Regions from separate parts of the Mus musculus genome. Here all the other regions are linked to region 1. A link is a loop called in an ENCODE intact Hi-C map of the cell type or tissue named here. Cell type or tissue: left cerebral cortex. All regions are shown on one strand. Links, peaks and the distances in the headings refer to the core of each region. The heading gives the core; the rest is flanking DNA. Region 1 holds the start of Ak5 (adenylate kinase 5). Region 2 overlaps Ak5 (adenylate kinase 5). Region 3 overlaps Ak5 (adenylate kinase 5).

Region 1 (10,139 bases), core at 2,746-7,745:
CAACCAGCACCCTTCTGTTTTGATGCCATTTACTGGTCTAAAGCTAGATTTTTACATGAGTGAAAGCCTGTGATATTTGTCCTTTTGGTCTGGCTCATTTTGCTTAACACAATTTCCAGTTCCAATCACATCTCCTAATGTCCCTGAAAGTGGCAGAATTTTGTTCTTCTGAATAACTGGCTAAAACTCCATTGTGTATAAGTATCACATGTTTAAAATTCCATCCATCTGTTGATCAGTGTCATTCCTGGATGCCGTTAGCTGTCAGTTTGACACAGTCCAGAGCCATCTGAGTGAGTCCCAGTTGGAGGATTACCTAGATCAGATTATCCTGAGGCCGTGTTAGTGGGATTTCTCAAGAGATGATTGATATCGAAGACCACACCACTGTGGGCAGAACCATCCCCTAGGCAGGTAAGCCTGGGATGTATAAGAAAGCTAGATGAGTAGAAACCAGAGAGAGTGAGTCAGGAAGCAGCATTCATCCATGGCATTTGCTTTGTTTATCGTCTAAGCTGAGTATATATCTTGGCTATAGTGAATAGTGCCACAATGAACATGGATGTGTGGGTATTTGTGTGGTAGGCTTAGATTCCTTTGAGTGCCTACGAGTAGTCTGAAGTTATATGGTAGGTATATTTTTAATATTTTTAAAATGTTAAAACATTTGAGACAGGGTCCCACACAACCTAGTGTGGCTTTGAACTTGCTGCACAGTCGAGGGTGATCTTGACCGTCTAATTCTCACAACTGCCTCCTTTGTGATGGGTCCCATGTGTGCATCACTACATCTGGTTCGTGCAGTGCCCAGGCTTTAACCTAGGGTCTCCTGCATTTAGGGCAGGAGCTAGCTCTTCAGCCCACTTTGAGCCAACGCCATACTGATTTCATTAGTGTCCCCATCCCCGCAAGAAGCACTTAAGGAACTTCCCCCCAGTCTCTGCATTTTTTTCTAGCATTTGCTCCATTTCTTTGCTACCGCTTTTCTGGCCAGGGGAGGTGAAATCTCAGTGGTTAAGATTTGCTTCAGCCCCCCCCCCCCCAGTTTGGATTTCTCTTGTGAACTGTATACTTGATTTCTTCTGTCCATGTATTGATGGAATGATTTGCTTCGATGTGCTTAATTTTACCATCCTTCATATGTTGTACATGTTAACCCTTTGTCAGCTAGAAAGCTGGTACATCTTTTTCTCCATTCTGTATGCTGTACTTCCCCTCTGTTATTTCCTTTGTCTTACAAACACTTCTGAAGTTCAGCTCTTGTATAACGCTGGAACTACTGGGCATTTTTTGTTTTGTTGTTGTTTGCTTGCTTGCTTATGCCTGGCTCTTGATATGTCTTCCCTGGTTTCCTCTAGTTGTTCCAGGGTTTCCGGTCTATATTATATAACGACTTTCATTCACTTTGAATCAATTTTTTTTACAAGGTGGGAGTTTCATTCTGCACATAAATACCCAGTGCCACTTGTTAAGGAGGCTGTCTGTCTGTCTGTCTGTTCTCTAGTGTTTGTTTCAGCATCTTTGTCAAAAGTTGGGAGTCTGTAGCTTTGTGCATTTTTTTCCAGGCTCTTTCTTCTGTTCCATTGGTCTACACATCTGGCTCTATGCCTTTATCTTGCTGGCTTTGTTACTATGGCTGTTTAGTATAATTTTAACCAACCAGGCACTGTGGTCCCCAGCAGTCCTCTCTCTGTTCTTGCATTTCATTTCATAAACAGCTTGGATCGAAACTGTGATTTAATTGAGGATTTAAGATAACCCCTAACGTTGTAACCAGTTAATTGTGTTTTCTTTGGTTTTGTTTTTTGTTTTTGGGGTTTTTTTTTTTTGTTGTTGTTGTTGTTGTTGTTGTTTTAAGACAGGGTCTTGCAATGTAGCCTTGGCTAGCCTAGAACTCATTATGTAGACCAGGCTGGTCTCAAACCTATGGAGATCCAACTGTCTCTGCCTCCCGAGTACTGGGATTGAAGGCTCGAGCCATCGCGCTGAGCACAAGTGAGAATTCAGCTCAGTATCCTCTGCCTTTCAAATAGCAAGACAGATGTGTGTTTTAATACAGAAAAGCACCATCAAAGCAAGACCAAGTGTGGCGTGGGAAGCCCTTCCTATTATCGCAAGCCTCTGCTGAAAGCCTAGGCTGGCCTGTGGCCCCTTTCTCTCGTGTTCCTGTGGGACTCAGGATGACCACCTGATTGTCAGGAAGAAACGCCACGCTTGTTGTTTATCCTGGAATGTTAGTTATGTGCTCTCTTCCTCCCTGGTGTGTAGTGCATACATGTATAGTACATACATGTTGGCGTTTTAGGATTAGGATTAAAAGATAATTCCAAACTCATGTTTAAGTGAGACTTGAAATTGACACCAGGGTTGGAAAGATGGCTCAGTGCTTAAGATGGCTCGGTTGCTCTTGTAGGGGACCCAGGTTTGGTTCCCAGCACCCACATCAGGCAGCTTACAACTGCTTATTCCAGCTCCAGGGCATCTGGCACCTTTGACTTCCACAGGCACACACACACACACACACACACACACACACACACACACACACACACACACACAAATACTAAAAACAAATCTAACATTTTGAGGTCAGTTTTTAAAATGCTGATTGATGTGCAGTAAATCTCTATAGTATTTATACGATCACAGTATCTATACGATTACAGAGGAGAAAGTACGGTCTGACTTGTTTTTAATTCGTGAAACCTTGTACAGGGCAAGAGGTCCACGTGCTCACACATAATAAGCACTAGAGAAATGAGAACTGTTAACCACACAGGCTTTGGTCTTCAGTGGAAGAAACTGACAGCTGTTCACCAGAAGGTTGGAGTGGATGCTGTTTGATCTGGTGATCTTTTGCTAGTCTTTGATGCTAACCTGCACCAGAATCTCCTAGAATCCTGAGCATTGTCTCTCAGTCAATAGAATCTATCCTTGGGCTTATCATAAACCCTTCCCCATAGGGCCTGAGCACTGCTTGTCAGTCAACAGAACACATTCTATATGTAAAGGTCACAGGTGCTTTGCTAAGGAGATGCACTTTGTAAAGGCGTTTGGGTGTGGCCATGCCTAAAGCTTTGCTGGGACAACTGTCATGAGAAAACTTTTCTTTAAGTTTTATTGTGTTTAAATATGTAAAAAATAAAGCATTTGGTGTCAGGCTCCAGAAGTTTCAATCAGCGCTGGCTAAATCAAGTGAACCCGAGTTTCTCTAATCCTATCTCTTTTGGCCCATGTTCCTGCCAGTCACAGTATTTGCAGGGACCCCTCAAGTGCCTGGTGTGTGTAACTCACGGAGACTAGCACACACTAGTTCCCACAAATTCTACATCTTTGAAAATGTCCACTCCTGGAACCTGGTCTGAAGTGCAAAGAATATTTTCCTTTAGAATGTTTCATGGAAAAAGCAAACATTATTCTCATCTATACATTACTCTCACCTATACATTACTCTCACCTATACATTACTCTCACCTATACATTACTCTCACCTATACATTACTCTCACCTATACATTACTAATGCATAAGGCACACAACCTTCCGAAGGTTGACAAACCCTACCACAGCTTTTAATTTTTAAATCAGTTCCATTTCCCCCCAAGGGCAGGCAGTTCCCAGCAGGTGCCTTTGTTTTCGGGAACCCTGAGTGGAATGGGTTTGGGTTTGTGGTTCCATCAGATGAGTTCAGCTGCTGAGGAGGCAGAGGAAGTGTCATGCGATTTCTGTGCGGCAGGTTAGCTTCCCACGCTCCCGTTACTCTGTGGGCCAGAACCGACTGCATCGACACACGGGGTCTTGTGGCTCTCCCATGAGCCCTTGTGTACACTCAAGCCTGTGGGCATCCCTGCCTCTAGGTTTGGGTCAGCAGATCGTGTTTCAGAGTTATCAGTGGATTTCTTAAGCATACTTACTCAGATGGTCTTAGGTTCAGGACTCCGAGCCAGCTTCTCATAAAACCTTCTTTGTATATTTTATAAAAACATGGAATGGGGTAAATCAAAATACCAGATTCTCTCAACCCCATATATAACCCAGCCACAATATTAATACTTAAAATCCAGGCCTGTTAATTTTGTCTTTTCCTAAAGGCTTAAGTTGGGTGGGTATACGCAAGGCAAGTTTTCCAACTGGGAGACAGACATTTCAAGTTTTCCTAAACAAAACTAGCTCCCCAAAGGGCACTGATTCTTAAATCGGTAACAGTGAGCTTCAGTCTTTCACTGGTAACTTAAGTCCTTTTTCCTAAGTGCCAGCAGCAGCCCAGGACTGAATATAGGTAGTCTACTGGTGCTATTGCTTAGTCTCTGAGTTAACCCTCTGAATATGTAAATAATCTAGTTAGACTTTTGATAGCATTCAACTAATTGCCAACCTCTGATCTAAGGTCAGAGACCAATAGTTATATTACAAAGGCGAATTAGGAACACAGCAGAACCAGCTGCAAACGTTCTGTTGTGTTTTGTTTTTAATTTATTTTTAAAGCGGGAGTACTTTTCAACCACAAACCTAGCAGATACTCTGTACCACCCAAAGAGATCTGAAAAGTTCCATTATATTCTAGGCTTTGGTGGTGATACATTGCATCAGCCACCTGTTACTGTGATCTGTAATGGCATGTACTATCTATCTGCAACCATCTGGGGTTTTGGAAGGCACCTGGTTAAACTTAGAACAGTGTGGATTCTGGCACAGAAAATCCATTTTAGAAATCTGAGGTGTTGGATTTTTGTGGTCTGTACTCGTCACATGGACAATCAGGTCCTGCTTCCCTCTAAGCTGTGCAGTGAATCGGTCTCACTGTTCAAATGGAACCTAGAAGTCTCTATAGTCTTCTCCAGCTCTTTGCTGTCCTGAACTGAGTCTCAGTATACAGCGTTTAGTGCCTCTCAGGTAAGCAAGCTGACGTCCTTTTGAGTGTGTGCAGTATTTGGGGACATTCCATTCATATGCAGAAAAGCCAACGGGAAGCTTGAAGCCTAAGCAGCTACCTACCAGGGCTCATTAGCACACTCCATACAGAGTTCTGTGAGCAGACCACCCTGGCTCCCTGTACATTACCTGGCACCACGGAAGAGAAATGTCAGGAGACTCCGCCAGGCGTGTATCTATCATTCTTTTAGAAGCATAGAAATAAAATCGGTTTTGGTCTTAACATTTATAATTTAAAAAAATATTTCAGCTCTTCATTTCCACATTTACAAAAACAGCAAAAAAAGCTGTCCAAGCACTGTAATTATGGTATCCTGGGTTAAATAAACATAGTTTGGGGGTATTGCAAAAATTATTGTCTTAAGCACTGCACTTTCCTTCTAACAGAAAAAAATCCCCTAAACAGGAAAAAGAACAATGTGTGGCCTTTGGTTTATAATATTACTCTTCCATTTCCTTCAGAATTGGAGGCCAAAATTTTTAAGGCTCATCCTATGAGGCTTGGATTGGTGCCGTCCTTTTTTTTTTTTTTAATTTTTATTTTGTTTTATAACCTAAGCAAAAGCGCTTCGGATTTAGGGTGTTTTAAGACGGAATGTGGAGAGAATAATAGGAAGCAGGACTTCTCTCTGGGAAGCAGGTACCTTTAGCTCATTCCTCAAGCCTCCTTCCTCACATTCCTATCCCCTGTCCCTGGTGCGGATGCTGGATGCTGCTGCTAAGCCCAGCAGAGGCCAGCAACAGGAGTCACGCCTGTCTGGCCGCTCCCAGTCGAACCCAGTCTGTGTAGGTGGGCGCGAGGGCTGGCGCTGGAGGCTGGGAGGACCTTTCAAGCAACCAGCAAACGCGCTCGGGAGTTCATTGACTGGCCGCTTAGAGCTTCAGGGACCCAGGAGATAGCGCTGCACTGGATCGGCTGGGCTGTGTGTATATATGCGTGTGTGGGTTTTTTTTCTCCCTCTCCATCTTCATCCTTCTCCTCAAGCCGTCCCCCCCGGGAGAGTCGCTTCGTCCACGCTTTCCCTCCCCTGCAAGGGGTCCCAACGCTTGGCGCCTGGAATGTTTAGGACTCTGGAACCTTCAGTTTCCTGTCCTGCCTCCGTGTGGGCGACACTGGTCTCACCTGGCTTGACCCTCAGTCCCAGAGAGTGCTGCCAGGCCACGATCTGCTGTCCATTCTGGGTGCCCATCTCGGAGGGATACTCTGGGGACAGCCTGCATCCAGTACCCAGCTTGAAGAGGGAAACTTGATCCCAAGATACGGGTTTCGAAGCCTGCATTTGAAAAGGACCCGAGCGACCCGAGCGCACAAGGCGACTTGTCTGGGGCGAAGGGAACGGCGAGCCTCTGTGAGCGCCTTCATTAGGGACCCTACACCGGAAGGTGCAGCCGGGCACTGGCCCTCGGGACATTCGCTGGGGATCCTTTGGCCACCCCAGCCTCTTACCTCGAAAAGCTGAGGAATGTCCCTCCGGGCCAGGTACTCCTTGGCGTCGTTGGTGTTCATGGCTGTACGGCGCGCGTGCAGTGGGGAGCAGGAGGGGAAGCTCCCGAGGTTGGGGCTGGCGGGGCGCAGCCCTCACTTGGATGCGCTCAGGCCGGGGTCCCCTCAGCGACTCCCGGGCAGCTGTGCAGTCCGCGCTCCCGTCGCCCCCGCGTCCGCGCCGGTCCCCGCGCCAGCCAGCAGCGAGCAGCAGCGGCTTCCCGGGCGCAGGCAGCGCGAGCGCCAGGGGAGGGGCGCGGAGGAGGACCACGCGGCCGACGCCACCAGCCGCCGCCTCCCGGCTCTGCGCGCTCGGCCCGCGCCTCCGGAGCTCGCTGCGGCGGCCGCCAGTCACGCTGCGCGGGCGGGCGCGGGGCGCGGGGGTGGGGACGCGCGGGCTGCAGTCACTCCCCAGCCCGCAACGCAGCCAGGGCAGCCAGGGCACCAAGGAGCCAAGAACCGGGCGATTGGAGCTGGATACAGTTTTGCTTCTACACACACACACACACACACAAACACACACACACACACACACACACACACACACACACCAGACACACACACCAGACACACACACCAGACACCCCCCCACACACACACTATACAGACACACCATACACACTATAGACAGACACTCCCCCCCCCACAAACTTACCACAGACAGACACTCCCACACACACCACAGACGATAGACAGACAGACAGACACCACTTATCATGAGCTCCTCCAGGAGCTCTTCCAGGGGGGAAAAACCCAAGTCAGAGAATTCATATATTCTTAAGTTAATGGCCTTTCAGTGATAGGGAGTTGGAAGTAGGGAAAGAGGAAGGATTCTGTTGGGTCTTTTAACACTGGAGTACCCAGCCCTTAAGAAAAGTTGGAGCAACTTAAACATTTGAGTAGAAGGCCTGAAATCCTTAGCGTAAGATTTAGTGAGCAGTCAAAGAATCTTTTCTGCTGGGAGGAGCTGAAGGAGGAAGAGAGGACTGAGTGGTGGAGAGCTGGGGTCTGCTTTAAACTGCAAAGTGGTCACTGGCCCAAGGGCCATCAGAACGCCCTAACAGGAGACGGCTGGTGAGGTGTACTGGTGCCTACCCAGTTACAGACCAAGGTGCACCCATCCTCCCCACAGCTACCAAGATGACTCATTTCCCACAGATGTCTTTTCACTGCTCTTTGAGAGATGCTCTGGGTCTCCAGGGAATATGATCTCTAACTGCCTGCAAGGGCCCACTCTGGAGAGGGTATGTGGAAGAAAGGAGGCAAAAGCTACATACAGACTCCTGGCATCTGGGGTCTGGTAGAAACCAGCACTCTAAATGCTTCAAATTAAAAACTCACCATTTGAATGTCTGTTTCAGGATCTTTCCTTGGACCTATTTCTTGGTCCACATAAGCCGCTGTTGCTCAAGCTACAGCTTTATTTGAGCAGAGGGAGGGAGATCAATTTTTTTTTAAAGATTTATTTATTTATTATATGTAAGTACACTGTAGCTGTCTTGAGACGCACCAGAAGAGGGCATCAGATCTAATTATGGGTGGTTGTGAGCCACCATGTGGTTGCTGGGACTTGAACTCCGGACCTTCGGAAGAGCAGTCAGGTGCTCTTACCCACTGAGCCATCTCACCAGCCCGGGAGATCAAATTTTAATTAGCTCAATTTTGAGAATTAAATAAAATTTGTGAACATTTTTGAAGCCACATGCCATAATAATGTGTCATGTTATGGGGGCGATTTTTTCAGTTCTGAGGACATTGGTGTCCTCTGTGAGAATGTCTCCACTTATGTTCCTCTCACTTAGTTGACAGCAGGCTTTGGAGGGAGCCAAAGCCATCTCTGCCCTGTGCAATCATTTCCACAGTCCTTGGAAAATCCTAGGGCCTGGTGGCTTAGTCGACTTAGAAGCACACGGGACTGAAGAGGCCAGTTCCTGTAGGTCTTCTTGAGGTCCTTCTTTCCTGGGTTCTGTTGCTAGTGTTAGGGTTTGTTTTTGTTTCGAGGTGATACATGATTCTTAGTATCTTTAGTAAATCCAGCAAGTGACAGCAACAACCTAGTAAAGAGAGAGGGGTCAGAGAAAACACACTGTAGCCAGCTTGGAAACAGATGTAGCAAGTTTACATCAGCCTTAGAGAGTGACAGCTGGTGTATCCCAGAGTAGAGAGGTGTAGGAAGGGCAAGATGCTAGTCACTGTTACTGCAGACTGCGGCCTCACAGGGACAGAGCATATGCAGAAAGTACAGGCTTTCAAAGCTGGGCTGGAGATAGCAGGGACAGGAGCATAGGGGCATCCTTGCCAAATCTATCCCGTCTTACCAGCTCTGTGATGGTTCTAAGGCTGGGCATAGAAAGCCTGAAGCCCCTTGTACTGTAGAGACACATTCCTTCAAGCTCCAACAAACTATAACATTCTCCACGTCTGCGTATTTGGTAACAATTAGCATATCATGATATTTTCCTACCTTGTATTCAGATAAGTGGGTCATGACTAAATAAGTTTAAAGAGACAAAGATTTCATTTGGGGTCTCTATATTTAATACAAATGAAATTGTCTCCATCCTCTTCAAAAATCTTTTGGTATAGCTTTAATTTTTACAATTTTCGAGAATGGTTAGCGTTTTTGAAGGTATAGGAGTTGGGACATCTGAGGAAAAATAATAGAATTGTCTCTTGTGATCATATCTTGGGAGATCATGGTAAGTTTCTGTGCTATGGCAGTAACTAAGACAATCTCTTGCTGGTAAGGACCCTAGTTTCCATTGGAGAATGTGTGTAATAAGTAAGTATGATAGGGCCAATAAGATAGCTCAGTGTGGACGAGTCTGATACTCTGACTTGTTCCCCAGGACCCACATGCTTGGGAAGCGAGGACTTCCCAGATCTGTCCTCTGACCTTTACACATGCGCTCTGGTGCTGTGGCACAGGTGTCAGCACCCACCCACCTACACAGACACATGCAGACAGACAGACTAACAAACAGACAGACAGACACACCAAACAAACAAATGAATAAAGTGTAGTAAAGACTTTAAACAGTACATTGAGGGAAAGGTAAAGAAAATGGCCAAACAACATCAGACTGTGATAAACAAAAAAGAAGTAAAGCACAGAGATAGCAGAAAATCGGACACAAGCAAGAACACATCAGATAGCGGCAGGTGTGGTGGGAAAAAATCAAAGCTGACTCTATAGATTTGAAGCACGGGCACCAGTCCAGACCTCTCCTAAGGAAGGGGCAGAGGAAGTGGAAGTAAAGATAATCACAAGACGATGATGAGGACTTTCAAAGGACCAGGGATGTTGGAGGAGGAAGGCGCTTTGAAAGGGATTGCTCTCTGAGTCACCCATAAGGAGCCAGTTTCTGCTGACACACAGACCTTGTCTCTGCAAAGGGCTAAGCCTGCTGGGCTTGCTCAAGTGGCTAAAATGGGGGACCACTTGCCCATCCACACAAAGAAGGCTTGAGGACTTTGTTTGCACTCTTCTAGACTCTAGACCAGTGGTTCTTAACTTTCCTAATGCTACCACCCTTTAATACAGTTCTACATGGTGTAGTGACCCCAACCATAAAAATACTTTTGTTCCCATTTCATAACTGTAATTTTGCTATCATTATACATTATAATGTAAATATCTGTGTTTTCTGATGGTCTTAGGCAACCCCTGTGAAAAGGTCTTTCTGACCCCCAAATGGGTCATGACCCATAGGTTGAGAACCACT
Region 2 (10,139 bases), core at 2,640-7,639, 60 kb before region 1:
GTGTCCTTAGTCATCAGGTAAATGCAAATCAAAATGACCCTGGGAATCCATCTTACACCCATTAGAGTGGCTAAGATCAAAAACTCAACTGACAACGCGTGCTGGTGAGGATGTGGAGCCAATGTGTTTTGATGTGTATTTTGGAGATCCAAATTCAGGTTTTCATGCTTAAGCAAACACTTTGCCAATGTGCCATCTCCCCCATGCTCACTTTTAACCCTGAACTTGGTAGTGAGTACAACTCTCCACTATGAAACTTCAGGTTCTTGGTTGCTTCTTCCCATGCCAAGAGGAACCTTATCTGGAATGTTGGGTTCACCCAGTCAATGGGGTTGTCACGGATGTGGCAGGTGCAGCTCATGCCATCCCAGAGCTCTTGGCTTACGCTTCCATCATAACAAGGACAGATACCTCCAGGCCACTCACTAATCCTCTCCCCCACATCCTACCTGGGCTTCTGGAGACACACCTGTGTAGACACCACCCGCACGGGATCAGGTTTAAGTAGGGGAAGCATCATCCACTTTGATTACGCCTAAGAAACATCTGGAGGACAGCTGGATGAGGGTCACAGTGGTTGGTGAAGAAGTCAATCAGGGAGAAGACAGTAGGAGGTGTTCTGAATGACGAAGGCAGGGTTAGTAGGCTGGGTGGGTTTATTGTGCAAATTAGGGGGTTATCTGAGAAAGGACAGAAGGCTGCTCCCTGCTACAGTGATCATTTCAGTAGGAACAGTAGGCACATAGAAAGCCCCCAGGATTAACTACCTCATGTGGTTGAATGGCTGAAAGAGCAAAGCTTTGTAAGGCAGCTGCAACACTTGATACAATGTGCCAGCTCTTCCCTACTTCTTCCAGAATTAAATTTCTTATTTTGTGATAATAATGGATACTTTGAAGTAACCTAAAATAGATACAAGGGCTGAAGATCCTATGAGCAACAAAGCCAGGCAAAATCTCTAAGGGACAATACATGTGAAAACAGGAGGAAACCTTATTTGAACTATGTTTCTTGTAACTGGAGATGATAAATGAAAAGAAAACTTGTGGCAAACAGTCAACCACCTTACATAACCAGGGTGGGGGGCTTTCCTGCAGGCCATGAGGACCACCCACCTGACTAACTGACTGACTATTTTCGTCCTTGCATTTCTGTATGTGCCCTGGAAGTATCCTCACTGGCAGCTCCTGCTGGAGATGTCCAGTTCATAAATTACTGTTTGAGCAAATGAACTCTTTCAAGCTTTCATGGCGCCCGAGTTTAACCCTTCAGACACCACTAGTGCTTCTCGTTCATTTCCATCTTGGGTCACACGAATACTGTGTTCTTAGAATTTTTGTATCTGGTTCTGAGATAAGTATATGTAACAGATTTAACATGTAAGTATTTGTTAATGGTTCTTACTTTTTTATTTTTGTTGACTTAATATTTGCTCAACAAAATATTGTAAGAAAGTCTATTTAGTCTTCCTCTCTAATTCCTAGCACAGTGCTCCTAACATAACAGAACGAATGTTTGATTTTTGCCAGCTCCTGAAAACAGAGACCAAACCAAAACTCCATAGGAATAGTGGGAGCTGAGATAATGTTTAAGGATAGTGACTCTAGTCAATTAGGCTACAGCAATCTAGAGAAAGCCAGATCCAGAGGAAGAAATAAACACTGAGACACAAAAGGCAGTTAGGAGCCCAAAGGACATGTTCAGAGAACGTCTCTATGACATAATACAGTCAATATATGAAAAATATAATGGAAAGAGAAAATATGAAAAGCTGTAATGAAAAAAGACTTGGTACATCCCCTACCACACCTGGGATACAGGAGTGTCATGGGCACTCTTCCACAGAACACAGTTGCTCCTCTGTTCAAAGTTAGAGCCAGAGGGCTGAGGTTCTCGCCCTACAGAGAGGTAGGCCTTGTGTTACAAGCCACCACTTCAGGACAGGCCTTCCCAAATCCACCTGGAATCTTCTGTACTCCCTGTCACACACACAGTTACTAGCTTCTTCCAGTTCTGCCAAGCGCTTACGCAGGGCTCAAAGCTGCCCGCCACAGCTGACCTTCCATCTCAACCTAATCCTTTGGTGCCTCCCTCCCTGGCCACAACATTTGTTCTCTAACGCTCTAGTTCCTAACGTTCACTCTGTCCTATCCGGCTTCCATCTGTGCCTGCTTCATAACCACTATTCATTCTGAGTTCCACTTTCCCCTCCTTCCCTGAAGGAATTCCATCCTAGCCCCTCCACTCTGCTGGCCCTTCCTCTGGGTTGTGCATGTGTCCTCTCCTGGGCTAGCTTCAGGTTGTTACATCCATCACATCCTCTGTGGTACCCATTCTATGAGGATAGCTCATGGCTGGCCATACACCATCTTTGAGTTTTGGAGATGTTTTCCTGGATATCAAACCTGGCCTTGCATATAGTATGCAAATGCTCTATTGCTGAGCTACAACTCTGGCCATTCCACACAATATTTGTGTTTCTAAAAATCCCAACTAGGCCAAGGCCTGTCAATGAATAGTTGTTGAACAAAGGGGACTGTCCCACTGTTGCCTGGTGAGGGCACCAGGATGATACAGGTCCTCAATAGAGCTGAATAACTCTGGAAATCATCAAGGGAAGAGGAAAGCCAGGTCCCCAGCAGAGCAGAACAGCATGTTGTCTGCAGTAAACCAAAGGTGTGTGGCATCTGAATGACAGTCACCCCTCATGTGCTCAAGCATTTGAACAACTGGTCTCCAGCTATGGTACTGTTTGGAGAGACTCTGAGGTGTAGCCTTGCTGGAGGAAGTGCAGAACTGGGGGCCTGGCTTTGAGGTTATTTAGCCTTATACTTCTTCTAGTTGGCTTTCTGCTTTGTGTTTGTGGTTAAGATGTGATCTCTCAACTTCTTGTTCCTGCCACCTTGCCTGCCTCTTGCTTCCTGGCCATGGCTTGGGAGCGGTCATGGTTTGAATAGGCTTAGCCCAGGGAGTAGCACTATTTGGAAGTGTGGCCCTGTTGGAGTAGGTGTGTCACTGTGGGCATAGGCTTTAAGACCCTCATCCTAGCTGCGTGCAAGTCAGTCTTCCACTAGCAGCCTTCAGATGAAGATGTAGAACTCTCAGCTCCTCTTGCACCATGCCTGCCTGGTTGCTGCCATGCCCCTACCTTGATGATAATGGACTGAACCTCTGAACCTGTAAGCCAGCCCCAATTAAATGTTGTCCTTTATAAGACTTGCCTTGGTCATGGTGTCTGTTCATAGCAGTAAACCCTAAGACAGGAGTCATAAGCCCAAACAAACCCTTTCTTCCATAAGTTGCTTTTAGCCACTGCGTTTTGTCAGAGCAATAGAAAATTAACCAGTAGTCTGACTGACAGCCAAACCTGGTTGGCTTGATGAGGTGAGAAGTCCGGCACAGAGAAACAAAGACACAAACGAGGCCTGACAACTGTTTGTTTGTTATGTGTTCTTAGAGTAAGCAATTTTATAAATTACATTCATTATTTTACAGCCATTACCTAGTAACAAATGCCCGAAGAAAGCAGATCTGAGTCTATCAGCATCCAAGTCTATCTATCTGTCAGTGTCTCCTGAGAACAAAAGAGAACACCTAAGTGCTTCTCAGAGGCCCAAGGCCCAGAGCCATCAGGATTCACTGCTGTTGTCTATCCTGGAGTGATGAATTCCTGTGCTTAATTTACAAAATGCAGAAATGACAAGAGTTGCCTCAATGAGATGCAGTGGAAGATAATGAGCTACCGTGACACATTTTGATTAGGACCAGGACACATTAAAAGCTCAGAACCGATGACTGTTGTTTGTGAAAGCACTTTCTAGTCATAACAGTGTTTTGTGTTTTTTTGACTGCTAAGCATTTTATCTGCTCTGTCTTCTTTCGGGAGAGACACATGCACAGTCTCTCTAAAGTTATTAATCAGTTCCGATGCCTTTCTCATCAATGTTTCCAATAAGACTTATACAATGTATGTGTCTCTCTATATGTGTATTTGAAAGAGAGGGAGGAGGGAGAGAAGAAGGGAGAGGGACAAGGGAAGGGGGACAGGGAGGGAGGGTGGGAGGGAGGAAAGGAATAGGGAGGGGGGAAATGTATGTGAGTGTGTGTGTGTGTGAATGGGCGTGTATGTGAATTGTGTGTGTATATGTGTGAGTGTGTGTGTGACTATGTATGTGAATGTGTGTGTGTGTGTGTGTGTGTGTATCTGTGTATATGTATGTGTGAGCACCTGAGGAAGCCAGAAGAGGACCCTGGACCCCCTGGAGCTGGAGTGTTAGATCCTGGTGAACCATCCACTTGGCAGTAAGCAGTTTTAGCTATGGAGTCATCCCTCCAGCCCTTTGAATATTATCTTAATCGCATCCAAATCATTTGCTTCATAGTTCTCCTACTAAGGCCTTCCCTTGCACTTAAGGTAATTGAAAAACATCAGCAAGGCTATCGGATTTTTTCTAGTGTCTGTCAAGAAAGCCAACAGAAGAGTGATTTACTCTGAAAGCTGGCTCTTCCATCACCCATGCAGCCCGACACATCGAGAACACTGAATTCAGTGCCAGCGTCCTTCTCACCGGGAGCTAGCAACAGGGTGGCGCCGACTTCCAGCTTCATTTTCTAACCGAGAGGAGGCAGCTTCACTGAGTCACTTGGCTTGCTCTCTGCCTATGGAGTGTGAAGAAGACTGGCAGTGTGTGAGCTTCAGGAAGGGAAAAGGACGTCAGGACACGTGCTTCTCGCAGAGACCGAATGCTGGGAGCTATAAATACAGTCCCTGCTTGCTCTTCTCATTTTATTGCTGTTTAGGAATAGACATAATTTACACCCCAGGACTGTGGCTCTTGCTTTGCTGGTTGGTATAATGGCAACACTGTGCACAAATGACTTCATTGTCCAGGGCTTTTGATTTACTTTTTAATGTAAAGGAGGAAAAAATGAAAGTGAAGTCATACTTTACCTTTCAGAGTACACAATAACAACAATGCTGAAAAGCAATCGGATTCATGCCTCAATTCTGCTCTGGCTCCGTTAAAATCATTCACACTTATGAAGACCTGTGTAGGTTGGTCAGTGGAATGGGTCTCCCTGAGCAACACAAATATGCGGCCTCCAGGAGCAGCAACGACACTTTCCTGAGGTAGCAAGCACTCTCTAACCAGAAGGCCCCTCACCCACACACACCCTGTAGGCTTTGACAAATTCTCTTTGCCCAGACAGCAATATCCCTTAAAATCTTGAGCTTCTAGTATTATTACTACATTTTGTACCAGAAAAAAAAAGCTATTTAGTTAACTTAAAAATATTTTGGGCAACTGAAATACAATTCAAAGGGATGCGTTAGTTTCTTGTTGCAACGACAAAATCCTTAACAGAAAGCATCTTAAGTAAAGGATTAATCTTGGCTCCCAGCTTGAAAGGTGTCACTGTGCAAGGCATCCTGGTGGCAAAGGAGAGACATAGTCCCTGGTATAGGAGCCTGTGGCTGCAATGCTGCCTCTGAGCAACCAGGAAGCAGACAGTGGAATTCTGGCACTAGCTGGCTTTTTCCTTTTCCCCTTCATTCTGTCCAGGACCCCAGCCCATAGGATAATGACATCACATGCTGGGTGGGTCTCCCCTCTGTAGTTAAACTTCTCTGGAAACTCTCACAGATGTGCCCAGAGCTATATCTCCTCAGTGATTCTAACCCCAGTCATGTTCAGAACGAAGGGGACCCACCACAGTGGCCCCCTGTTAACCTACAGTTCTACATCTCTCTCAGGGTACTTCCATGATCTACTTGAGTCACCTTAGAAACTCAGCTGGGACACCCTTCTCAGTTACTAAGATCACAAACAGAAACAAGGAGTGCTTTTGTTTCCCGACAATGGATAGTTAAACAAGAGAAAATAAGCCAGGGTACTGAAAAGAAACACCAGCTCACTGGCTTACGCGTTACAAACCCATCATCTCCTTACTGTCGCTTGTAGTGCTGTTTGTTTGGATTTATTTATTTACTTATTTTTGTTTGTTTGTTTTTCGAGACGGGGTTTCTCTATATAGCCCTGGCTGTCCTGGAACTCACTCTGTAGACCCGGCTGGCCTTGAACTCAAAAAATCCACCTGCCTCTGCCTCTCAAGTGCTGGGATTAAAGGTGTGTGCCACCACCACCCAGCTGATTTCTTTCTTTATAAGCATTTTGCTTTTCGTTTCAGTTACTCTATACCGTGATGCCAGTGGAGATGGTGCTAGGTACCAGAGGTTGAACACTGACAGTTTGGGGGTAAGAGTCTCAGTTACTTTTCTGCTGTGATAGAGCACCTCACAAAAATCAGTTGAGGGGAGAGAGGTACATTTTGGCTTACAGTCCCAGAGGGGTTACAATCCATTATGACAGGTAAGGATGGATGGATGAGCATGGGCTGCTTGCCAGTCATGAAGGAGAGAGGGGGGAGGGAGACGAGGAGGAGGAGGAAGAGGAGGAGGGAGAGGAGGTGGAGGAGGAGGAGGAGGAGGAGGAGGAGGAAGAGAGGAGGAGGACGAAGAGGAGGAGGAAGAGGAAGAGGAGGAGGAAGAGGAGGAGGAGGAAGAGGAGGAGGAAGAGGAGGAGGAAAAAGAGGAAGAGGAGGAGGAGGAGGAGGAGGAGGAGGTGGAGGAAAGAAGGAGAACCAGGCTATAAAACTTCAAAGCTCGGTCCCTGTGACAAACTTCCTCCAGGAAACATCTTAAGGTCCTCTACCCCTTCCAAACAGTGCCACCAGCTGGGGACCAGGTGTTGAAGCACACAAACCCATGGGGGACATTTTACATTAAATCACATCAGTGCACTTGCATTTTGAATCTTACTGATGGTTCCCATGAAACTCAAAGTTCATTAAAAATAATTATTCACTGTCTCTGTGTGAATCCCGTTATGGTCCCTGTTGACTTTTCATCAGGGAAGCAGTCTCTGGTGGAGCGAGGATCACAGTCTCAGTGGTGAATCTGAAATGTGCAGTAGGGAGATCCCCTAACTGAGAAGGGGGTGCAGGGCAGATGAAGAAAGCCCACAGAGCTTTCTGGGCTCTGGGACAGTGCCCACTACAGAGAAGAGGCTTGTGTGCCACGTCACAGCTCCTACGTGACTTAAATGCTCCATCACTCCGACACACCCTTCCCGTTGACAGGAGCGTGTCCTCCATGTCCTGCTTGATGTTACATAGTGATAGAGTGTCCCCCAAGCCACAGAGAAGTGAGAAAAGCCAGGCATAGGTTGGGAGGCTTCTGCTCTCTCTCTCTCTCTCTCTCTCTCTCTCTGTGTGTGTGTGCATGTGTGTATGTATGTGTGTGTGTGTGTGTGTGTGTGTGAGAGAGAGAGAGAGAGAGAGAGAGAGAGAGGTGTGGGGATGATAACATGTGTGGAGGAGCAAGAGTGTGTACATATTGAAAATATCCATTTCAGGGCATCAAGATGCAGCTTGGTTGGTAGAGTGCTTGCCTGACGTTCAATAGGCCTTGAGTTCCACATCATACATTTCGTATTCCAGGTGAGCATGGTGGTACATGTCTATAATACTAGCACTAGGGAGGTGGAGGCAGGAGCATCAGAAGTTCAAGGTCATCTTTAGCTATGTAGCAAGTCTAAGCTCAGCCTGAGAGTCATGACCCCCTGCCTCACACATGACACCCCACCTCAAAGATAAATAAAAAGTAAATAAATAAATAAATTCATTTCAAAGAATGCCAAGAACTGATTGCTCTTCCCCCTTATACTCCCACTCTGTAAAAGCAAAACTCCCAACATCATATGATGCAATTACTGAAATGAGAGAATACAGACTCTAGCTAATAAACTTGTCCATGTTCTTACAACAGCTGGTGCAGCGGAATAGGAATAATTCTGCTTGTAATTCCTTTTAGCCCATGTGTTCATTATCTGAAGAAATCCAACTGGCGAGCTCTGATATAAATCAAGAGGCTTCTTCATCCGTTTCCCAACTACAGCGTCCTTCTCAGTGTAAAGTCTTGCATTTCCTTATCTCCTCTTATGAAATGTCCACAGGAGAAATGGTTGCATGGTTGCTTCACTATCTAACGCAGACTACAGAGACTCATTGGTTATCACCTAATCTTACAAATAAAATATTTTTATTACATATTACTTATTCTCCTCTCTCTTCCTCTGTATGTGTGCATGTGTATGTGTGTGTGTGTGTGTGTGTGTGTGTGTGTGTGTGTGTACAGTCAGAGGACAACTTGGGAGACTAGGTTCTCTCCTTTCATCACCTGGGATTAGGGAACTGAACCCAGGGTGTTACTGTGGCGCTCAGTGTCCTTCCTGGCTGAGCCCTCTCACTAATTATCAGCCATATTAAGAATAGCTTGTTCAGTGGTGTGGGTAGTTTGTCTTTCCGGCTTAGTGAAATGCCCAAAGGCACAAAGCTTTGGTGCACTTTGGCAAATAATGCAGACATTGTATTTTGGCCTTCAGTTTTCAGGCACTTAAATTTTTTTTTTCCTTTAAAAATAAAGCAGTCGTTATAGTTGTCTCTGGTTGGAGCTTGTTCCTCCTGTGATTCTGTTAGCCCCTGTCAGCAGACCTGGGAGTGTAGCTCTCTCCTGAGTTTCAGTGGTCAGAGTACTCTCTGCAGGCAAGGTCTCCTCTTGCAGGGAGGGTGCACAGATATCTGGCGTTCGGACCTGCCTACTGACTGAAGATGAAGGCCCAAAACAGGGCCTGTCCCAGAAGCTGTGTCGCTTCTGCAGTCCGCACTCTCACCTGCGCAGACTAGTCTCTGAGGGATCCGGGATCCAAGATGGCTCCCCCCAGTGCTCTGCAGCAGAGCCCTCCCGGGCAGGGTGGACACCTCTCCTCTAGAAAGCACCCAAGGAGCTGAAGGGGTCTGCAACCCTATAGGTGGAACAACAATATGAACTAACCAGCACCCCCAGAGCTCGTGTCTCTAGCTGCATATGTAGCAGATGATGGCCTAGTCGGCCATCACTGGGAAGAGAGGCCCCTTGGTCTTGCAAACTTTATATGCCTCAGTACAGGGGAACGCCAGGGCCAAGAAGTGGGAGTGGGTGGGTAGGGGAGCAGGGTGGAGGGAGGGTATAGAGAACTTTCGGGATAGCATTTGAAATGTATATAAAGAAAATATCTAATAAAAAATGAAAAATATAAAGCAGTCTTGCATATATGCTTTCAGAGTCTGCCCATCCCTCCCACACACATGGAGCTAGGCTGGAAGTGTGTCTCTATGATAGAACACTTGCCCGGCATCCACAAGGCAGTGGGTTTGACCACTAACACCACAAAGGCTAAGAAACAAAGTTATAAGGACTTCTTGACCAATGATAATTCAAACAAAAACAAATTTGTGTTTTGTTTAAGCTTTTAAATAGCTAGATATTTGTTTAACTTTTAATTAGTTAGATAACAGCTAGCACTGCATTGAGATTTCAAAAATCTATAAAAGGGAACTTAGTATCCAAAAGTCACACAGTTCATAAGTCCAAGTGCCCAAAATACTAAGAAAGTCAGCTCACTCAGTTAACATCAATAAGCAACTTCCCTAATTCTAAATACACCAAATCCTCCAAAAAACTTTACCCAAACCCTGGGAATACTCAACTTTTGACTCTCTAACCAAAAACGCAAGGCTCAATAAAGACACGGCGAGAAATTATGTCTAACACTATGGTGAGCAAAGGTCAGCACATTGAAGAAAATTTCACGAAGAACCAAATCCACCGGACTTCGGAATTCCTGTCATTTAAAGTCACCCCTGCAAACAAAACTGCATGCACAGACATAACGAAACAATCGCAGAGGAGCTCAGTGTGGACTGCATGCACAGACATAATGAAATGATCACGGAGGAGCTCAGTGTGACTGCAAGAATGTTGATAAGATCCTGATGAGCTGGCACACTGTCCCTGCCCTTCTGACTATTAGATTTTCTTTTCAGTCAAGATGGGCTATTTCTTTAGTCCCAGCTCCCAACAGATAAACAATCGATGAAGAAGTAGGGAAAAAAAAAAGAATCAGTTGATGTCCATTACAATTTAACTACATTATTCAGACACATCTCGATTCGGTGGATGATATGTTTGGTTAAAAAAAATCCCTGGCCAGGGACATAGCTCAGTGGTGGAGGGCTTTCCTAGCATACGTTCGACCCTT
Region 3 (10,139 bases), core at 1,688-6,687, 190 kb before region 1:
AGAGCCCTGGGCCCTTACCCAGCCCTGAGGTTGTAAGCCATGTGCACACTCGATGATGTCATGTTTGTTTACTAACTACTTTTTTTTTTTTTTTTTTCGAGACAGGGTTTCTGTGTGTAGCCCTGGCTGTCCTGGAACTCACTCTGTAGACCAGGCTGGCCTCGAACTCAGAAATCCGCCTGCCTCTGCCTCCCCAGTGCTGGGATTAAAGGCGTGAGCCACCACACCTGGCTACTAACTGCTTTTGATCTTATGCATGCCAGTACGCAAAGTCAAGAGGAGCGAGCTTGTGGGAGTTGGTCCCTTCGTCGTCTGTGTAGGTCCTGGGACCCGAGCTCAGGGCTCCAGGCTTGATAGCAGCTGCCTTTGCCCATTTAGATATTTTGTCAGCCTGCTTATTTTATTTTTTAAGGTATAATAAATCTTTGAGGTTTTTGTTTTGTTTTGTCGTTTGGTTTTCTTTTTAAATAACAAGTGATTACAGGAAACCCTATAAAAAAAAGTTCAGCATCCAGGGGTCATAGTCGGAAGCACGGTATAGACCTTTCTTAACCAAGGGTTTAGGATTCTGGGAAACAAACAAACAAACAAACAAACATGGGCAGGTTTGGGGGGTTGGGAATTCACTCTCTGTCATTTAAGGGATGGATAATGTAGCCTGGGGAAGCAGGTTGTTGCGGCTGACTGGTGCCGGCCACGTCGGGAAGAGGAGGAAGAAGACTGTATGTACCCTTGTACCAGTCCTTGCGTTCCCTTAGCTTTGCCCCAGGTGACTCCCATAGCCTCTTAGTGGCCCCTCCTCCCCCTGGATCTTTTCTCCACAAGACAGTGGGGTAAATTCCAGATGGAAGCCCCAGATTACCTCAGCCCCCTTGTGCACGCTGGCTCCACTTTGATGTATTCTTGCATGCCTCTCCACCAGGTTTTATTGTCACAGACAAGTGAGTGATCTAGCCTCCGGAACTTCCGGCCTCCTCTCTGGGGGTGCTCCTTTGACTGCTCCGTATGATTCTTGGTCCCTAGACCGTATGATGTCCCTAGACGCTGTTGCCTTAGACTGCCTCCTACCTTCCCCACTAACCTGCTAAGCTCTGTGGGCTGGAACTGTGTCTAGCCACCAGCGTAGTGGATGGACCAGACACAAGATACAGAGTAGGGAAAAGAATGGAAACCTGGGTGGTTTCCCAAGGATTAATGGTGGCAGTGTGGGTTGTGTTGTATGACACCGAGTACCAGGCCTTTCTCCCAAGATAACTTTCATAGCCCCACCAACTCACTTGCTTCTCCCTAAGTCAGTTATTGGAAGAAATTGGCACAAACGAGCCAATTTATGACCTATAATTTATGACCTAATTATGACCTATATTTTTCATGACCTATATTAAGTCTAGTGTTGAGGTATTAGATCTAGGGACTAGAAGAGGCCTGCCTTTTGGATCATCCCGTTTGGCAGAGGTCTAGAAGCCACCTACAGTTTCTGGCAGAACTTTCTTTCCAGTTTGTTCGCCCCACAAAGCCCCCATTTTTCCTTTTTCCAGTACTGGAAACCGAATCCAGGCCTCATGCATTTTAGGTGAGCGCCCTACACTGGACTGTACCCCCAGCTCCTCAGGGTCTTTCTCCTCAGACAGAGGCTCACTAAGCTGTCCAGGCAGGCCTTGAACATGAGACCTCTCCACTTCAGCCTCCCCACTGGCTGGGATTAGATAGAGGCTTGCGTTTTAGGCCCTGCGCCTACTGTCTTGAAAAAAGATTTCGGCAACTACAGTGGCATCAGTTTCAAATTAGTGACCAAGTTTTTATAGCCATCTGACAACAGATTTATAACTTTTTTTTTTTTTTTTTTTTAGAAGACATGATCTTACATTGTATCCCTGGCTGGCCTGGAACTTGCTATGTAGACAAGGCTGGCCTTAGAATCACAGAGGACTCTGTCTCCTGAGTGCTGGGATTGAAGTTGTACACCACTATGGTCACCCCCCACCTTATGTTCATACATCTACCTTTGACTGGGACAATAGTGAGGGAAGAAAACAATCTGTATTTTGGCCTCAACCCTGCAACTCCCTGCAGCTTCCGCAGCCCTCACAAGAAGGCTCGCCTCTACCTCCTCTCTTTCTGAGAAAGAACGATGAAGCAGCTCACGTGAAGGAGGCGACACTTGCCTTCCGTAGCTGTGTTTTCCTCTCGTAGTAGGTGACGACGGGGATGGACGCTCGGTGGTAGGCCTCCAGGCGCTTGGCAATGCTCTTGGCACCGTCCTCCCCCCGCTGGCTGCTCTGGCTTCTCTGAAGAAGGCGGTTAGTCATGGTGTCTGCTGAGCAGTCCATGCAGATCACCAAGTGTGGGTCTCCGATCTGAAGGAGCAGGGCAGAGCTTGGTCATTTGGGGTTCTGGGAAAGGTCGGGGGGAACCCTTCCCTCCCTGGGGCTGTTGGTTCCTCTCAAGGGCCCAACACTGCACTGGTAGAGATGAGACTGGCCTTAATGGCTTCTCATTTGCAGAGCTGGCCCTTATTGCCTGCTGCCTGCTAGCTCTGTCTTGTTCAGCTTTCTGGTCAGCTCAGACAATGCAGCAGTCGAAAGTTTCCTAGTGCAGCCAGTCTGTCCGTCACACCCAGGGGAAGAGTGCATGTGCACATGTGTGTGTGTGTGTGTGTGTGTATGTGCATGCCTGTGTGTATATGTATGTGTGTGCAAATGCATGTGTGCGTGATACATGTTGCATACAAGTGCAAGCATGTATGTGTATGTTGTTCCCGATGTAAAGCTCTCCCTGACCTACAGAAGCAAAGCTGACAATTCTCCTTCATACCAGCAGCGTGTCTTATTCCAGCTACCAGGAACACCCTGGGCTGGGTGAGCGTTACATGGAGTTGGGGAGCATGGTGGCAAGCAGGAGTCAGGCTGTTAGGGTGAGATTCTGGTGTAACAGAGTTTCGAAACCGACTTCAATAATCCCTTGCCACCTTCTGCTTGCACACTGTTCTTCCACTGCGACAGTGATCTCCGCCTTCCGCAGCTCCCTAATTCTTGAGAGATGGATGTAGTGGGAATGGGACTTCATGCCTTTAGAGACGAGGTTAGAGCCTCTTAAGCTTTTCCCACTTGTGAGACCCCATCTTGCCTGAGTAATAGCTACATTACTCCTGGTATACAAATAGATAAAATAACCACATAATTTAAACATTTGCTAGTAATAAATTTATAAAGAACTTAATTCTTAAACATTTGTTATGCGTGTACTCTTACCACAGGAAACTGCATTTTCCGTCTGGTGCTGTGTAACACTTACTATGGGAAAGCCAGAGACTTCCTATGATGTTCAACCACTTGACATGGCCAAGTCGTGAGATAGTCTCAGCTAGCCCGTGGGAGAGGCCATGCGATTAGCAGTGCCAGGCTAGCTAACCCCCAGCCCTGCTCCAGAGACACATGTCCGGCTTTAACCAGTACCCAACTACTACAGTACTAGGGACCGCACAGTATTGGAGAACCCAGCAGCTGAGCCCATCAAACGGCAGAACTTTGACAGAAAAAGTTGAATTGCTCTTTTAAAATGCTTGTCTGGGTCATTTGCTCACAATCCCTCCTAACATCTCTGCACCTCAGATTCCATGATGACCCTGAGGAGGTCACCGGGTGGGGTAAGAGGGCAGTGTAGGCGATCTGCTTGGCACGCAGTAGAGACTCCCACCTCAGTATGCAGGCCTCATGGGCTCTGCTTCTGGTCCCAAGTCATGCATATAGAAGGAGATTAAGAAATGTCCCAACAAATGGATGATGGTGAGCACCTGTGAGTTCAAGCTCTCCAGCTCCCGGTGAATGTACTGAAACATCCCTTTGCCCCTGGTATCACTGGGGAGTACTAACTGCATGTCCCCATCCCTGGTCAACAGAAAGCAACCCCATACCCCCACCCCACCTCCCACCCCACCAGCCTGCCATCTTCAGGGCATGGGCAGAAGAAGCTTGTCAGTCAGCCCTCTGAGGAAAGAGCCCGAGGGGTTGAGCAGGATGCTGGGCCCGTGCCACACAGAGCTATGCTTCTCTAGAAAGTGCTGATTACACACTGACCCATGCTCCCCGAGGGATGCGCAGGGCATAAGGAACAGAGTGGGGGACCTTCCCTAAAGTCTGGCCTCTGGAATGTAACTCACCCTTGAACAGGAAAGCTAGGTGGGGGTGGAGGAGAAAGCAATTCTCCTTCACCAGCAGAGGGCGAGCTTGAGAGACACTGGTGGTTCTATTAGCTCTCTCAAAACGTGTCTGCCTGGTCGGCATGAGCCATTTCCAGGCCACACATGGGGACAAAAAAAGAGAAAGCTCAAGGGTTCCTTTACTCATAGACAGAGGTTATTTGTATCTAAGCTGGAGCCATCCCTGAAAGACCAGTTGGACCAACATAAGAGCAGGCAGAGGTTGCGTCAACACCCAAAGCTTGAGAGTGATTGCCAGCACTCAATTTGGGGCTTGCTAGGAACGGGGTCTGACACTGAGCCAATGTCTGCATCTTTCATCATGTGTGAGCATACTTCACAGCCTGACTGTCTGAGAGGCCTCCCTGACACGTCGGTTCCTCGAGCGCAGACCACAAGGCTTGACCTTGCTCTCCTGCATCCGTGAACACAGCTGGCACACAGCAATTAATCGGGGAGTGACCTGAATCACTTAATATGGTTTTTCTTAAAAAGTGAATTTTTTTGAGAAATTTATACTGTGTTTTGATCATATAGTAACATTTAATCCCTAAATTTAAGAAGATTTCATTTTTGTTTTTGTGTATGCCACATGTGCTCTGGATGCTCTCAGAGGCCAGAAGGGGGTGTCAGATATCCTGGAGCTGTAGTTACAAGGGGTTGTGCGCTGTCTGGTGTAAGTGCTAGTAACTGAACTGTGGCCTCTGGAAGGAGAGTGAGCCCTCTTAACCCTTGAGCCATCTCTCCAGCCTCCTAAACCTCCCCCTGCCCCAAGTCAAGGTTTCTCTGTGTAGCCCTGGCTGTTCTGGAACTAATGCTGTAGATCAGGCTGGCCTCAGTCTCAGAGATCCTCCTGCCCATGCCTCCTGAGTGCTGGGATTAGAGGTGTGGGCCACCATACCTGGACTCCCCTCCCCCCCTCCAGCCCGGTAATATTTGAGGAAATAGCTTTTTCATGGCACTTATGTCAAGAGTCTTCCTCTGTGGGCACGGTCTTTGTTCAATTTAAATTTGAGGCAAGCAACCACTTTGGAAGCTTCATGTGTGGTTCCTGCTTGCCTGCTCAGTTGGCATTGGGATCCCCTGAAGTTACACTGCTAGCAGTTTATAAAAGACTGACTTTGCAAACATACAGACATCTCACTTGAAGGCCACTGGGTCAGTAGTGACATGGGGAGCTGAAACTATCCAGCCACCAGTTAGACACTTCCAGCTAGTGAGGACCGATGGGGCCTCAGACCACATCTGAACCCTGACTCAGGGAATTCTGATAGTAACCACTGAGCCACACTGCCCAGGTTCTGGGCAGAGGAGAAAGGCATGATGGGTCAGGAATGTTGGAGAGTTGTGTGGAAGGTGAGGGAAGCGCCTTGTGCATGCTCCTCTGCAGCAGACTGTAAGCTCACCAGCATGGAAAGACAGACAGACAGGGGCACCAAACCTTTTGACACTGTGACGTAATGTCTGTAGCAGTCCTGGGATGTGTGTGGCCAGTGGGCTGTTGGTTGGATCCCCAGGAGTGCCTCCCATGGCTTAACATGGTTTGTAACTCCATGGGCATCCATGCTGGGATCTGCCATCAGATCTAGCTTTAAAAGCTACAAAACGGGGACTTTTGGGATAGCATTGGAAATGTAATTGAAGAAAATACATAATAAAAAAAATAAAAAATAAATAAAAAAAAATAAAAGCTACAAAATGAAGTTTGAATTATGGAGAACTTCATAATGAAGAACTCGGATTATGGTTTTATTATTGCTTTTCCTTAGCGAGGGGCTGGAATAAGAGACACCTGTATTTACAATCCATTGTGTTCTTGACTGCATGGGAGACTCAGAAAACTCTACATCTCTCAGTGAACATTCTAAAAAAGACCTCTATACCCCGAACATCTAAGCTGGGGCGTGGCCTGCACTGCTGTTCCTCTGTCCTCAGCAAAGGTGGCTGTGACATCCTCTGCAGGGGTATGCATCACTCAGAAGCCAGTTACAGTCATCTGCTTGCATGTCTGCTTGTTTCTGCTATTGTTTGCACTTATACACAGATCTGTCACAAGGCTTCCCCCCTCCCCCCCATCTACCTTCTTGCACGTCCATCTTTGCTGACTGGATCATGAAGCGTTTTTTTTTTTTTTTTTGACTAATTAAGAAATATATATATTTTTAATTTTATGTAGCATGTGTATGTGTGTGCCTGTTTGCTTATATGATGAGCACCATGTACGTGTGCCTGGTGCCCACAGAGTCCAGAGGGGGAGTTGGGTACCTGGTATCTAGAGTTCCTGGAAGTTGTGAGGCACCCTGTGGGTTCTGGGAACCAAATTCAGGTCCTCTTTGAAAGCAGCTATTGTTCTTAACCACTGAGCCATCTCTCTAGACCCCTTGGCTCTAGTTAAAGTGGGGGCTAGGCAACGGAGGAACTCCTGAGGGGAGCTTGATGAAGCAAACTCAAGGGTAGATGAAACCCAAGGTTTTATCGCCTTCATCCCTGTGGCCTTGCTAGAAGGTGATGGAACTGGGTGACCCCAAAAGCTGTGTGGTTGGGGCGAGGGTACAGCAAACTTCTGCAAGCGCCTATATTAGGTATCCTGCACAGAGAGGTGCAACCGTGCACTTGCTTGGCCCTCCAAACCCCAGGAATGGCATTCCTCTTACTCTATTCACTGAAAAGGTCACTCCACTTTTTAAAAACATCAACTCAAAGAATTCAGATGAAAATACTGCAGAATAAAACAGTAGCCACGCACACCTGACTTTCTTGGAGGTTTGGTGTCAGTCTTAGTGTAACAAATATGGTCACTTGCCTAGACTTGGAGAGTTGCAGGCAAGGTATACAGTATGTACCATAGGGCCTGGCCCAAGCAGGTCACCGTCTGGCAGCTGCAGTAGTGGGTAGTTACTGGTTCTTGTGACAGCTGGTAGCCCTGAGCCACTAAGGAGGGCACAAAGTCGGGGATGGCACAGTGTTATGGAGGGTGGCAAGCATTCTGGATCCTGTCCTCGCAGCATCTCTCCCCTCTTCTGTGCCTATGTAACTCTATTCCCTGCCCAGGGGCCACTGCCCTTCTCTCTCAGGCTGTGTGGCTCTGGTGGTGTGCCGCCTGCCCCCTACTGGCTCCTGTAGGCTGGGTCTATTAGCAGAGTCCTTGTTAAAGTGAAGGAAGCAGCAGTGGGTCTTTTGTGGGGCACTCTGCCACCCCAAGGCAGACTTAGTTTTCTGCGAGGTCATTGAAATGAGAGGAGAGAAGCCTGGAGCAGGAAGAGAAATGAGCAACACAGAGAGGAACAGGCAGAGGTGGAGAGAACCAAAGAGGCACCGGCGGCTCCGCTCCCCACACCCGGCCGAGCCCGACTGCTGCTGCTTCCTCGCTAGACCGGTCATTCCTGCCCTAGTTTTGTATTTCGTCTTCGGAAAAAAAAAGAGTTTACGTTTCCGCTTTTGGTAACGCCAAGATCTGGACAGTGTTACTGGGTAAGAGGCGGCTTTGCGTGTACCCCCTAAGCTGAGTGCTGTCCTTGTGCCCCGATTGGGCACTGCTAACATCAGCTCACCCTTCGTCCAAACTCTTCCCCTTGCTTCACTTCCCGGGGGTAGCCGTCAATCAGGAAGCCCTTGGTGTTGCCCAGGCTGGCCACCATGGCCTCCTTCAGCAGCTCCAGAACGACACCCTACAGCAGAGAGAGTGGTCAGTATGGGGCCTAGCGGCACCCCCAAATCACAATAAATGTGACTCCTCAGACATTCTTCTGGGAGGGGAGGATGTGGCAAGATTAATAGCAGATCTCTTGGACTAACCTGCCTCCCCCCGCCCCCCCATGTCTGCAGTGAGTCTTTCAGTCTTTCAGGTCTTTCAGTCAGTACTGGGTTCCACCGGGAGGGTTTTCCTTTCTGGTCTGTCCTTTCTGCTGTTATCTCACTAGAAAGACTTCAGCATCTTACACCCCATGAGACATGTTCCACGTGTCTTGTTCCACACAGTAGCAGCTGATGGACCAGGCATCGTGGCAGGTTAGGAGCAAATGAAACGCTGCTGGCGGCGTTCTCCCAGTAAACATTATGCAAAACTTGACATGTGCTAACTTGAGAAAACTTTTAGACCAGAGAACTATTTTCTACCAACACGATTTTGCCTTTAAAAAGATTGATTAAACAAGTGTGCAAGGTAAGGAAAGAACAGTGCAGTGTGGGGAGGGGCCTTGGGAGGAGTGTGAGGAAAAGAGACCTCCTTCCCTAGGGGAGGGGCCTGTGGGCGGGGTGGGAGGAGACCTCCTTCTCTAGGGGAGGGGCCTGTGGGCGGGGTGGGAGGAGACCTCCTTCTCTAGGGGAGGGGCCTGTGGGCGGGGTGGGAGGAGACCTCCTTCTCTAGGGGAGGGGCCTGTGGGCGGGGTGGGAGGAGACCTCCTTCCCTAGGGGTGGGGCCTGTGGGCGGGGTGGGAGGAGACCTCCTTCTCTAGTGTTTGGCAGGAGCCTGGGGAACGCAGAAGTCGCAGGCATGGCCAGAACCCTTCCTTAAAGAATTGTGAATTAACTCTCCATCTAATTCACAGTCTAATGAGGAAGGCAGACAATGATAAACGAATATACTCTAGCTAAGGATAGCAGGCACGGCAGAGCAGGACAAAGGGCCAGAGTAGGGGGGGGGTTGCTGTTTTCTAGAGGGGAGGGGGCTCCGTTAAGTTGTGACTAGGCAGAGCTCTGTAGGAGGCAGAAAGGTCAACTAGAAATGGGCGATGGAGAGGACTCAGGCTAAAGAGCCAGCAAATGGATGGACCTGGAGGGCATCATCCTGAGTGAGGTAACCCAATCACAAAAGAACTCACACAGTATGTACTCACTGATAAGTGGATATTAGCCCAGAAACTTAGAATACCCAAGATATAAGATACAATTTGCTAAACACATGAAACTCAAGAAGAACGAAGACCAAAGTGTGGACACTTTGCCCCTTCTTAGAATTGGGAACAAAACACCCATGGAAGGAGTCACAGAGACACAGTTTGGAGCTGAGACAAAAGGATGGACCATGTAGAGACTGCCATATCCAGGGATCCACCCCATAATCAGCATCCAAACGCTGACACCATTGCATACACTAGCAAGATTTTATCGAAAGGACCCAGATATAGCTGTCTCTTGTGAGGCTATGCTGGGGCCTAGCAAACACAGAAGTAGATGCTCACAGTCAGCTATTGGATGGATCACAGGGCCCCCAATGGAGGAGCTAGAGAAAATACCCAAGGAGTTAAAGGGATCTGCAACCCTATAGGTGGAACAACAATATGAACTAACCAGTACCCCAGAGCTCATGTCTCTAGCTGCATATGTATCAGTAGATGGCCTAGTTGGCCATCAGTGGAAAGAGAGGCCCCTTGGTCTTGCAAACTTTATATGCCTCAGTATAGGGGAACGCCAGGGCCAAGAAGTGGGAGTGGGTGGGTGGGGGAGTGGGTGGGGGATCGGGTGGGGGACTTTTGGGATAGCATTGGAAATGTAAATGAAATAAATACCTAATAAAAAAACCCCATAAAACAAAAAATAAATGGGAAAAAAAAGCCATCATGGAGAGCCCAAGGCGGCAATAGCCTGACCCGAGGAAGAAGCCATAGGAGGCAGCAAGGTGAGTGCCGGATGGGCACTACTTGATAAAAATCTTTATTTTGGGGGATGGAGACAAGGCTCAGTGGCTACGAGCACTTGCTATGAGAACAGAAGAACCTGAATTCAAATTCCCAGTATCCACATTACAAAGCCGGGCACAGCAGCAAGTGTCTGCGGCCACACCCAGCACTGGGAAGCAGAGACAGGTGGGTGGGTCCCAAGAGCATCCTAACCACCCAGCTTGGGCAAAAAAAAAAAAAAAAGGGGGGGGGGGAAGCTGCAGTTCAGTGAGAGAACCTATCTCAAAAACTCAGGTGGAAGCAATAGAGGAAGGCACCTAACA

Evidence for each region. A loop is a pair of places that touch in the nucleus more often than their neighbours do. Peaks named below come from ENCODE experiments on the same cell type or tissue, not always from the same donor. Only the 100,000 strongest peaks of a DNase experiment are listed, where the experiment ranks them.
Region 2: it touches region 1 in a loop (2.3-fold over the local background); 2 of 42 quality-filtered maps call a loop at or near these places.
Region 3: it touches region 1 in a loop (2.3-fold over the local background); 3 of 42 quality-filtered maps call a loop at or near these places.

The regions. Positions count from the first base shown.
Region 1 is chr3:152,661,422-152,671,560 of GRCm38, forward strand. Ak5 (adenylate kinase 5) reads right to left here and starts at 6,939. Exons shown (of 14, transcript NM_001081277.2): 1 at 6,379-6,939. The coding sequence starts at 6,438. It overlaps AI115009 (expressed sequence AI115009), which reads left to right and starts at 5,492. Exons shown (of 4, transcript NR_040386.1): 1 at 5,492-6,411. In left cerebral cortex, for the core only: no CTCF peak of the experiment used is centred there; DNase peaks (open chromatin) are centred at 4,720, 4,901, 5,732, 6,308 and 2 more places; H3K4me3 peaks cover 2,138 bases; H3K27ac peaks cover 1,184 bases.
Region 2 is chr3:152,601,387-152,611,525 of GRCm38, forward strand. The region is part of intron 6 of Ak5 (adenylate kinase 5); the gene reads right to left. Among named protein-coding and RNA genes, the nearest start is that of AI115009, 60 kb to the right of the region's middle. In left cerebral cortex, for the core only: CTCF peaks have their summits at 4,612 and 5,384; DNase peaks (open chromatin) are centred at 4,649 and 5,085; H3K27ac peaks cover 1,355 bases.
Region 3 is chr3:152,470,592-152,480,730 of GRCm38, forward strand. It overlaps Ak5 (adenylate kinase 5), which reads right to left. Exons shown (of 14, transcript NM_001081277.2): 12 at 7,750-7,866; 13 at 2,166-2,357. Among named protein-coding and RNA genes, the nearest start is that of 3110067G11Rik, 14 kb to the right of the region's middle. In left cerebral cortex, for the core only: a CTCF peak has its summit at 4,212 (motif pointing right); a DNase peak (open chromatin) is centred at 4,214.